Regions from separate parts of the Homo sapiens genome. Here region 1 is linked to region 2. Evidence: read pairs that join two places in POLR2A ChIA-PET (ENCODE). Cell type or tissue: CD4-positive, alpha-beta T cell. All regions are shown on one strand. Region 1 has its middle 22 kb from the start of DOCK9-DT. Region 2 overlaps UBAC2 (UBA domain containing 2).

Region 1 (5,000 bases), 170 kb after region 2:
CTATTTTGCTCCTGGAAGGAAGAAGGAAGGTTGTGACCGGTGCAGATGGAGTTTGTAGGAAGGTGTCAAGACTGAAGTCAGCCTTCTGGGTAGTAGAAACATACTGGGACCTACTTATCTATTACACTCCTTTTGCAAGATTCAGAAACCGGATGTTTAATATGGCTGTTATTCATGGGAGTAGTGATAGGATATTTCTCTTGTAAAGATTCTGGGTAGTGGCAGAAGAAATTACCATGAATGAGATACATGCAGTGAGAATTGTGGGTCAGGACTCCAAGGAACAGGCTAGAGAGATGGGATGGGAGGCTTTTTAGTTTTATGGTAATGTAGCTATTGACAACCTAAGGACTCCTAAAATTAGCATTTTGTAGCTATATGCAGGTAATTTCCTTTTAAGCTAACTAGGGAAAACAGGGCATTTAAGAGATTTATTTCTCTTGGAATTTAGAATACGCTCCATAGGTGCAAAGATCCCCAAAATATGCAAGGAGTTGGATCTTGACGATGTCCTTAATTAACTCCAGAAGCCATGTTAAGCTTGTTAAATAATATAGTATATTAACATATTAAATTTATATTAAGTAACATAGTATGCTATTATAGTTCTTTGTCTATCATAGTTGATATAGAATTGAAAATGAAACCAGTTTTCCTTAGAATTGAAAATGAAACCAGTTTTTGTGGAGTTCTAGATTAAAAATAATCTGAAATGATTGTGTGTACTGGGCATGAAAAGAAAATTCAGTCTTTTTTTAAGCTCCATAGAACACAAATTTGCATGGCACCATTCCTTGGGTTTTAGTGATTGTAAAAGATGCTGAATACTTAGCTTGGGGGCTTTTGGAAACAAGGTGACATTCTGCTGATTTGCAGTGGGGCTAATGATCATTGTTTCTAGAAAAACACCACTTTTTGAGTGCCAAGAAACATGCTAAAGTACTAAAGTTGGTTCTTAGATAAAGATGTGTACACTTGTGTTAGCCTTGATCTTTGTTTAGTTTTATCTTTTTTACTTATGCCATTCAGGACGTGTGTGGGTCATGTTAATCTCCTGGGTAAAGAAATGAGCAAGTATTTATTTGATTGGCAAACAAATAAGCATGCACATGTATTTTATAGATGCTTGAAAACTGTTTCCCACATATATCTGAACTGATAAATTTTAAATTTCGTACATGCATCAATTAAGTGAACACATTTGTTGAGTCCAAACACATTTGTTGAGTGCCAAGCACTGTGCTAGGTGCTTTGAGGAATCAGGATGAGTGAGACAGATCCTGTCCCATCTTGCCGACTGACTAATAGGAGAGAGAAGATTGCAAAATGAGCTTCATGTATACCTAATAGAAGATTGTATCATTGGAGAGTTATAAGTAAAGCGTTAAAGAGGTCTCAGGAGAGAGATTACCTCCAGTGGAGGGAATCAGAAAAAGGGTAATGAAGGAAATGTGAGAGATACAAATTATTCTAGATAGAGGGACCCGTAGGAGCACAGGCCTTGAGGAAGGAAATCATGGCGTGTACTTGGGAAACAGTGAGTAGTTGCGTCTGGTGTCATGTATGGAGGGTTAGAGGTACACAGATTCTGGTCACCCAGGGAGTGAGGAAGGCAGACAAGGCCAGGCTGTGGAGTGTTGACTTGATGCTTTGTTGTGGGTTTTCGAGCTGGAAGGCCTCAAGATTAGAACTTTGCTGTGGGAATACAGTGACTGTGTTGTCAGAGCTTAGTTGCTGGGGATTGGGTGGGATTAGAAAGCTGGGGGTTGAGGTGTTACTCAGGAGACTTTTGCCATAATTTAGGCAGCAGGTAATGAGGGCAGAAAGTAATGTGTAAGTTATGTGTAAGAAGTATTTTGGGACTAAGCTGATGTGTATTTGAACCTGATTAGATTAGGACATTTATTTATTCAATGAATTTTGATTAATAATCCTCCTTCCTCTCTCCACACAGTGAGCTTGGAGCTCCCTGGCCAGGTGAGGTCAAGAAGCAAGAGGCATTAACTATAGCCTTAGGTTTCAGCCGTGCGTGACTGTGCTGGGAGTGTGGTGATGCAGAAACCTGAGAACATCCAGCCCGTTACACAGGCCTTGAGAAGAGTGTAGAATTTATCTGGTCCTTCGCTTTCAGATAATTTCAGATAAACCATTGCAGACAGATGAGAATCTCATCTCCCCTTATAAACCACCAGCAGAGGAATGGATTAGCAGTGAGCTATTAGGGGGCCTTCATTTTTTAGAGAGTGTTTAGGGTAGAACAGACAGCTTTAAAAACCATTTATCTTGTCCTCTTTAAAATACTCAGTCATAATCAGTGTGCTTAATCATGAGGCCCCCGACCAGCTGTCTTCTCCACCACTGTCTTCAAAGCTGACATTTTGACTTCATATCAGTTTTCAGGAATGTCCTTTCCATGCTTCCCTTTGAAGGGAAAAATGAAAGAAGCCTTTAAAAATAGTAAGCTCATAAATAGTTATTTAGAGAGGGGATATAAAGTTAGGTAATTTATTTTGTTATGCCTTTTTGCACGTTTACTTTTTCCAGGTGAGAGAAAATAAATGTGCAATGGGGGCCCCGGTTCATTTTTAGATGTGAACTTCTTTCATATTTCCAAATAAAAGCTCAGTCACTGCATGGATTGATAAATTATAGATGGAAAACTGTTCTCAGTTTTCCTCCTCTTAGATTTCTTTGCTTCATGTGACCATAGATCTCTCTCTTCTCTTTGAAACTCCACCTTCCTTTGATATCCAAATACTGTCACCGCCACCTGTTATTTATCAATATAGTGACAACAGTTATAATGATAAGTCTTTCTTTGCACCCTTCTCTCTGTTTCATTATTTTCTCTTTCAGCTTCCTATTGTGGCCATCCCATAGAAAATGGGGACTTGCTGTTCTCCTTTCACTTTCAGAGAGTTGAGCTACTGCCTCTGTTCCAGTGACTCATTCCTAAGTCTTGATTTACATCTTTGACCAGGACATCTGTGAGGGTCAGGAGAAAGCTAGCTGGTGAAGAGAGAAGATGAGAGAAAAAGGTGGAGGATAAAGGAGAGTTTACCTCAAATGGAAGAAGATCTACAGGTCTTAGTAGAAGGCTTCAGAATAGAGAAGCATAGTAGGAGGTGAGGCTATGAAAGTGTTGAGCCTCCATTTCATGTTGGAAGGGAGGGAGTGCTCCTCAGCGTGAAACCTGCGGACAGGTTGGTGTGTCAACTGTTTATAACTGACCTGTGACAAGATGAGTTGTGCTTGAAGATGAATGGAAAAAAAAAAAAGTTGAGAATTCGTGTTTAGAAACTTTTAACAAATCGACAGGGTAACTTTAAATCTGTTGAATCTAGCAAAAATTTGGGGCTTATATTTTGTATGGGTTTGTTTTTTATTTCATTTATTAGTAATTGTCAAGATTATTTGTATTTTATAAAAGTATTGGTCCCCAGTGGCTTGGAGGAGAAAGAGGACCCTCACCACACATGGTTTGAGAGGTCCTGTTGTAGGTATGTGAAGATGGTAGTTGGAGGATGTTCCAGTTGAAGTGGTTGGTTTGGGCCCCAGAAACCAAGGGGTGTCAGGTTGGGAGGCATATGGATGCTCACCCGAGGCAAAGGGAGCCCTGATGACATGGTGTCCGGTGACTTGTGGGAGTCGCAGGGTGGAGGAAGGTGTTTGGACACCTGGGTACCCACACCCAGGTGAGGCCTAGCCCCAGCATTTGGTAGGAATGTGTGTATTCTCTGCTCGGTGAGGCCTTCTAGGCTGGGAAGGGTTCCCCACAGTCTGGGTAGGGCCGTAGGGCTGTCACCAGCAGTGTCATTTTGGCTCACTAGCCATGAATAGAGCACGACATCTTTCAGTATGACCCAGGCTTGCTTTTCATCGTTCGTTTGTCCCTGTTCTTTTCTACCTTGCCTCTGTCTAGACTTACTGCACAAGCCTTCCTGTTGGTTCTTTTCTTTTGTTTCTTAAATCCTTCTCTAATATTCTGACATAGAGAGTGATTCTTTCTGTTGCTGGCTTTCCTGGACCTCTTGTATTCTGAGTCGTGAACCTTCACATGGGTCTTTTCCTAATTCGGTCCCTTATCTGACAGTGGCTGGTTTGTCTTTCTTCAAAAGATGGTGTCATGATGGATGCCCAGCAAATGGTAACACCCGCAGAGTAGTAGAGAGTAGATTCGGGGACCCTGGGCTGGCAGCTCCATAATTCTTTCTCCCTTTTCTGCCAAAGAGACAGGATATTAAACCACTGAACTGGCGCGGTCCTGGGCTGCCTGCCAATGGAATATTTGGGGAGAGAATGGTGCAGCTTTTGTTTCTCTTGCCTTCTGTGGAGCCCTGGGGTGGATTCTGAAGGGATGTTTTCCCTCGCAGGAGTAACCCATTTGGTATTGAGAAAGCAGGAAAGCAAGTTTTCCTGTTACGAGCAGTGAACAAAAAGCAGAAAAGCAGGCAGCGGATGGCGATATCCTGTTGTAGAAGGCTTGCGGGAGCGAATGCAGACAAGTGCCCCTCATTCTTTCCGTGTCTTTAAGAAAAGCCAGGAGATGAGAAGGAAATTGGTTACTTTGCAGGCCACATCCAAATGGTTTTCCTCTTATTTATGGTGCTTATCAAGGAGGTCATAAGTGTATGTTTTGTGATTTAAAAACTTGTCAGACCAGAGATCTATAACACATGACAAATTAGAAAAACGAAATAGATTGGTGGGTTTTTTGGTTGGTTGGTTTCCCATGAGGTCATTCGAAGTTTGCTTGGGAGGGGGCAATGAACTGTAAAAGTAAATGTAAACTTTATACAAGTTTTATTTATTTTTAAGTTTAAAATCACTTAAAGATGGCACAATTCCTACTGAGTTAGATTTATAAGAAGTTGGCTTGTCAGATGCTCTTAGGGGACCTTTCTTTGGTACATTTTACAATGAACTAGGGATGGGCATGGTGGCTCATGCCTGCAATTCCAGCATTTTCAGAGACCAAGGTGGGAGGACCACTTGGGCTC
Region 2 (5,000 bases):
ACAAATGAGAAGTCTGAGCATATCAACTGTCAAAACCTGTCACATATGTCTCTACTCCAAGCAAGACACCAGGCAGAGTCTTTGTCATGACTGTACTGGCCACCAGAGTTCACCTCACCTGCCAGCCCAGCTGAACTGGGATGGCTGCCTCTAAGGCTGTGTTGAGGCCATAGCTGGGCTCAAGGAGAAACAGTACCGGAGTCACACTGAAACTTTAGGCAGCATATACCTCCATCAATATGATCAATGAGGCAGTACACGAGAGCACATAGGAAACTGCCAAGGACTTTACCAATGTCCGATGATGATGACTGTCATCTCCTCAGAACACCAGATTCAAAAACCATAAGAGGCAGCTCCAAGTCCTCTATCCCCACATTTAATATTACAATGAAAATACTCTACTCAGGGATAAGCTCTGAGAGCCACTAAGAAAATCTGAGGATTAAGGAAATGGAGAGTTTGTAATTACTAAGATATAACAAACTGCATTTCTAGAACCCCATTTTTTCAGTTAATGAAAATAAAGCTGCTAGCTACAGTTTTAAATAATTTATGTGTTGCAATCATACTCAAGGACACAAAACTATGAGAGCTGGTATAAGAATAAACCACTGCATATTATTATACAGGTGAATGTCCCCTAAAGACTGGTAACTGGCTACCGGCTTGCACTCAGCAAAGCACTGCTTCTGCAACTCAACCTAAAGAAAACTGACTGTACCTCTGCATTCACTGCCAAAATCTGGAGGTTCAGAACTTACAAAATAAAGCCCTTCATCAACTGAGCCCTCCTGGACTTCTCCAATCTAAGCCTGGGTTTGCCTCAAAGCACGCTTCCTGTACCACACTCCTAAGGGTCTGAAATTCATGTTACTTCCTGAAGTAAAATGCCCTTCCCTCTCTTCATTGCTAATTAACAGTCATCCCTTCTTTTTGGACCAAACTGAAGGCTCACACCCCTAAGACTCTCCAGAGGTAGGCCCCCAATACTGGTCCCTATTTCCTTGATCACCCCCCAAGGATGTCATGTACACCTGTGACCTACAGATCACGTTCTTATGTGTATGCGTGTGTTTAGATTTCCCAAGGCAGAACTGCAACTCCCATATCTCTCATGAATACACACTGAGAGCCTCTTAGGTGTTTTAAGTGTTAATCTGGATGTGGCTATTCCCATTCCTGGACAGAAGAGTGGTCTTCTTCCATCCAAGCAGGTCACCACCTTTAAAGCACAGATGCCCACAGAGTGGGCTTAGCCAAACGAACCAAATTAACTCCAGAAATTAGGAAGGTATCAACCCAAGGCCCGGGGGCCCTTACATTAGTGGTCCTCAAAGCCAGCCATACACTAGAATCCCCTAGGGGTTGTTTTTAAATGTACAGCAATGCCCAGGCGCCACCACCAGACTCTGTGACTCAGTTGTTCTGGGGCGAGATACTGTGTTTATATAAATCTAGGTATAAATTATACCTTCACGTAAGTATAGATATGGAGACAGATCTTTGAAGTTTTTTCAGGTGATTCTAATGTGTGTCCGGGGTTGAGAAGGACTGCATTATAGCAACTGAAATAATACAGAAGCTACACTATCTTCTGACAAATCAGTAATACGGATAAATAACTAAAAGACCTGCACAGTAAGTTGGTGAAGCCAATCTGAGCAATGGTATTAATTATATCACTATGAAGAAAAGGTGTCAGTGTTCAAGAAATGGATTATTATGCTTAAAATGGGCTAACCAAGTGCTTAGCAAAGAAAGGGTAGCAGTCATATACCAGAATTTGCATGAACACTCCAATTCATAGACAAGAACCCAGTACTAGCATTTTCAACAAGATCAGTCCAGAAACCTTGAAAAGCACTTCTGCTCTTTCCCACAGCAGAAACTCAAGAGAAATTTCTTACTTCGTTTAACCACCACTGTAAAAGTTATCAAAAATTCATAATCTGATACAGCTGACAGAGCCTAGCTCCTCTAATCAAATATTCAAATTGAGACAAGGTTTTGGCAAAGCTAAGTATGCCTACTGGGCATTAAAAAAAGATTAAACATTGTTTTTAATTCCCTTGAAGTTATAAATTACACTTCTCTGAGTAAAAAGTGAAACTGAAAACAAATGTGCCTAATAAAAGGAAATACTGCCATTGCTTCATTATTATCTGTTTTGCTGAAAAATCAATAACTAGAAAAGTTACTTAATGAAATATTAATAATAAATATTTCTTACAAATTGGGGGCTTTGAGGGACTAACAGCAGGAAGAAAAAGCAAATCTAGAAAGAAAAAAAAAAAACTGTCCGCTCTCCTCTCAGGGGCCAATGAGGCAGAGCTTACCTGGAAGTCGTTCTTGACTGCGTGAAGGTCATACACAAAGAGCTTCTGGCAGTGAGGCAGGAGGAGGGCGAGCAGGAGGGAGAGGGCACTGGGGACCAGCAGAAGGCTCTTCGACAGAGGCGCCTTGTCTGGAGGGAAAAAGGAAAGCACTTTCAGAATGATTGTTCCTAAGATTTAAAAAACCACATGCGTGAAAAGCAAGAGAATTCACTTCTTTTAAATCAGAATGAAGACAAAGTCCAGAAACTCTGAAATTTGGTTCTAATATCCACTTTCAAAACATCGACCTGGGGATGTAAGTGATCAAAAGACACTGGAAACAAGCAGAATGCCCTAGCAGGGCTTCATTGCCAGTTGGCTCTTAAATGAGACCAAGTTTACAGCCAGAACTTCCATAGAACACCTTTCAGAAAATGGCTACCCAAGTGTAAAGAAATAGAGAAGTGTGTTTCTATCAAATCAGCCAGTTAGCTCCTGAGCATGCACAAAACTCATACATATATAAAAATACATTTTTAATTTCATTTTTTAATTGATACATATTAGGGAACACATTTTGGGAGTACATATGATAATCTGATACATTCATATAATCATATCCAGAGAGAGTCTCACTTTGTCGCCCAAACTGGAGTGCAGTGGCGCAATCTCGGCTCACTGCAACCTCCACCTCCCAGGTTCAAGCGATTCTCCTGCCTCAGCCTCCTGAGTAGCTGGGATTACAGGCACGTGCCACCATGCCTGGCTAATTTTTGTATTCTTAGTAGAGACCATGTTTCACCATGTTGGCCAGACTGGTCTCAAACTCCTGGGCTCAAGCGATCCTTCTGCCTTGGCCTCCCAAAGTGCTGGGATTACAGGCATGGGCCACGGCACCCAGCCCGGGTAATTATCTTAAATATCTCTCTTTTCTTTAGGCTGAATTATTCTCTTCTAGCTATTTTGAAACGTACGATAGATTAGTGTCAACTACAGACACGCTCCTGACCTACTGAACACCGTCTTATTTCTTCTAAGTGTATATTTGTACCCATTAATCAACCTCTTTTTATCCCCCTCTCCCTCCTACCCTTCCCAGCCTCTGATAACCACCAACCTACTCTCTGTCTTCATGAGATCCACTATTTTAGCTTCCACGTGTGAGAACATGCAATCTTTGTCTTTTTGTTCTTATTTCACTTACATGTCTTCTAGTTCCATCCATGTGGCTGCAAATGACAGGATTTCATTCTTTTTATAGCTGAATAATATTCCACTGTGTGTGTGTGTGTGTGTGTGTGTGTATATATATATATATATACGCATAAAATTTTCTTTATCTATCATCCATTTTTTTCCCATTCATTGGAAACTCAAAAGAGGGAACTAGTCAATAAAGATGGAAGTATACAACAAAGAAGGCCGGGCCTGATGGCTCACATCTGCATTGATGGACACTTCAGTTGATTCCACATTTTGGCTATTGTGAATAGTGCTGCAATAAGCATGGAAGTGCAGATATGTCCTTGAAATACTGATTTCCTTTCTTTTGAATATATATCCAGTAGTGGATCATATGGTAGTTTTATTTTTTTTTTTTAAGAACCTCCATACTGTTTTCCATCGTGACTGTACTAATTTACATTCCCACCAACAGTGTACCAGGGTTCTCCTTTCTCCACATCCTGGCCAGCCTCTGTTTTGTTTGGTAGTTGTTGCCGTTTTTGAGACAGAGTTTTGCTCTTTCGCCCAGGCTGGAGTGAAGTGGTGCCATCTCGGCTCACTGCAACCTCTGCCCCCCGGATTCAAGTGATTCTCCTGCCTCAGCCTACCAAGTACCTGGGATTACAGGCACCCACCACCATGCCCAGCTAATTTCTGTATTTTTAGTAGAGACGGGGTTTCACCAAGTTGGCCAGGCTGGTCTTGAACTCCTGACCTCAGGTGATACCCACCTCGGCCTCCCAAAGTACTAGGATTACAGGCATGAGCCACCGTGCCCAGCAGCCAGCCTCTGTTATTCCTGTCTTTTTGATAAAAGCCATTCTAACTCGGGTGAAGTATCTCATTGTGGTTTTGATTTGCATTTCTCTGATGATCAATAATGTTGAGCACATTTTCATATGCCTGTTGGCCATTTGTATGTCTTCTTTTGAGAATGTCTATTCAGATCTTTTGCCCACTTTTAAAATGGACTATTTGGGTTTTTGCTATTGAGTTGTTTGAGCTCCTTACAAATTCTGGTTACTAATCCCTTGTCAGATGGATTAATCTGCAAGTATTGCAAGTATTTTCTCCCATTCTGTGGGTTATCTCTTTGTTGACTGTTTCTTTTGCTGTGCAACTGGAGCTTTTTAGTTTGATTTAATCCCACTTGTCTATTTTTCCTTTGGCTGTCTGTGCTTTTGAGATCTTACACAAAAAGTCTTTGCCCAGACCAACGTCCTGGAGCATTTCTCCAACATTTTCTGCTAGTAGTTTCATAGTTTCAGGTCTTAGACTTAAGTCTTTAATCCATTTCGATTTGATTTTTATGTATAGTAAGAAATATGGGTCTTTCATTTTTGTGCATATGGTTAACCCGTTTTACCAGCACAATTTTTTTTTTGAGACAGGGTCTCACTCTATTGCCCAAGCTGGAGTCCAGCAGCATGATCACAGCTCACTGCAGCCTTGAACTCC

What was found. ChIA-PET counts read pairs that join two places held together with the same protein. Peaks named below come from ENCODE experiments on the same cell type or tissue, not always from the same donor. Only the 100,000 strongest peaks of a DNase experiment are listed, where the experiment ranks them.
Region 1: POLR2A ChIA-PET joins it to region 2 with 7 read pairs; 2 of 35 experiments call an interaction of 5 or more read pairs at or near these places.

The regions. Positions count from the first base shown.
Region 1 is chr13:99,062,100-99,067,099 of GRCh38, reverse strand. It overlaps a transcript of DOCK9 not described here. Among named protein-coding and RNA genes, the nearest start is that of DOCK9-DT, 22 kb to the left of the region's middle. RefSeq lists an enhancer at 1-337. In CD4-positive, alpha-beta T cell, no CTCF peak of the experiment used is centred here; no DNase peak of the experiment used is centred here; H3K4me3 peaks cover 457 bases.
Region 2 is chr13:99,235,894-99,240,893 of GRCh38, reverse strand. UBAC2 (UBA domain containing 2) reads right to left here. Exons shown (of 9, transcript NM_001144072.2): 2 at 2,340-2,467. Among named protein-coding and RNA genes, the nearest start is that of GPR18, 20 kb to the left of the region's middle. In CD4-positive, alpha-beta T cell, no CTCF peak of the experiment used is centred here; a DNase peak (open chromatin) is centred at 2,383; H3K4me3 peaks cover 1,119 bases; H3K27ac peaks cover 2,029 bases.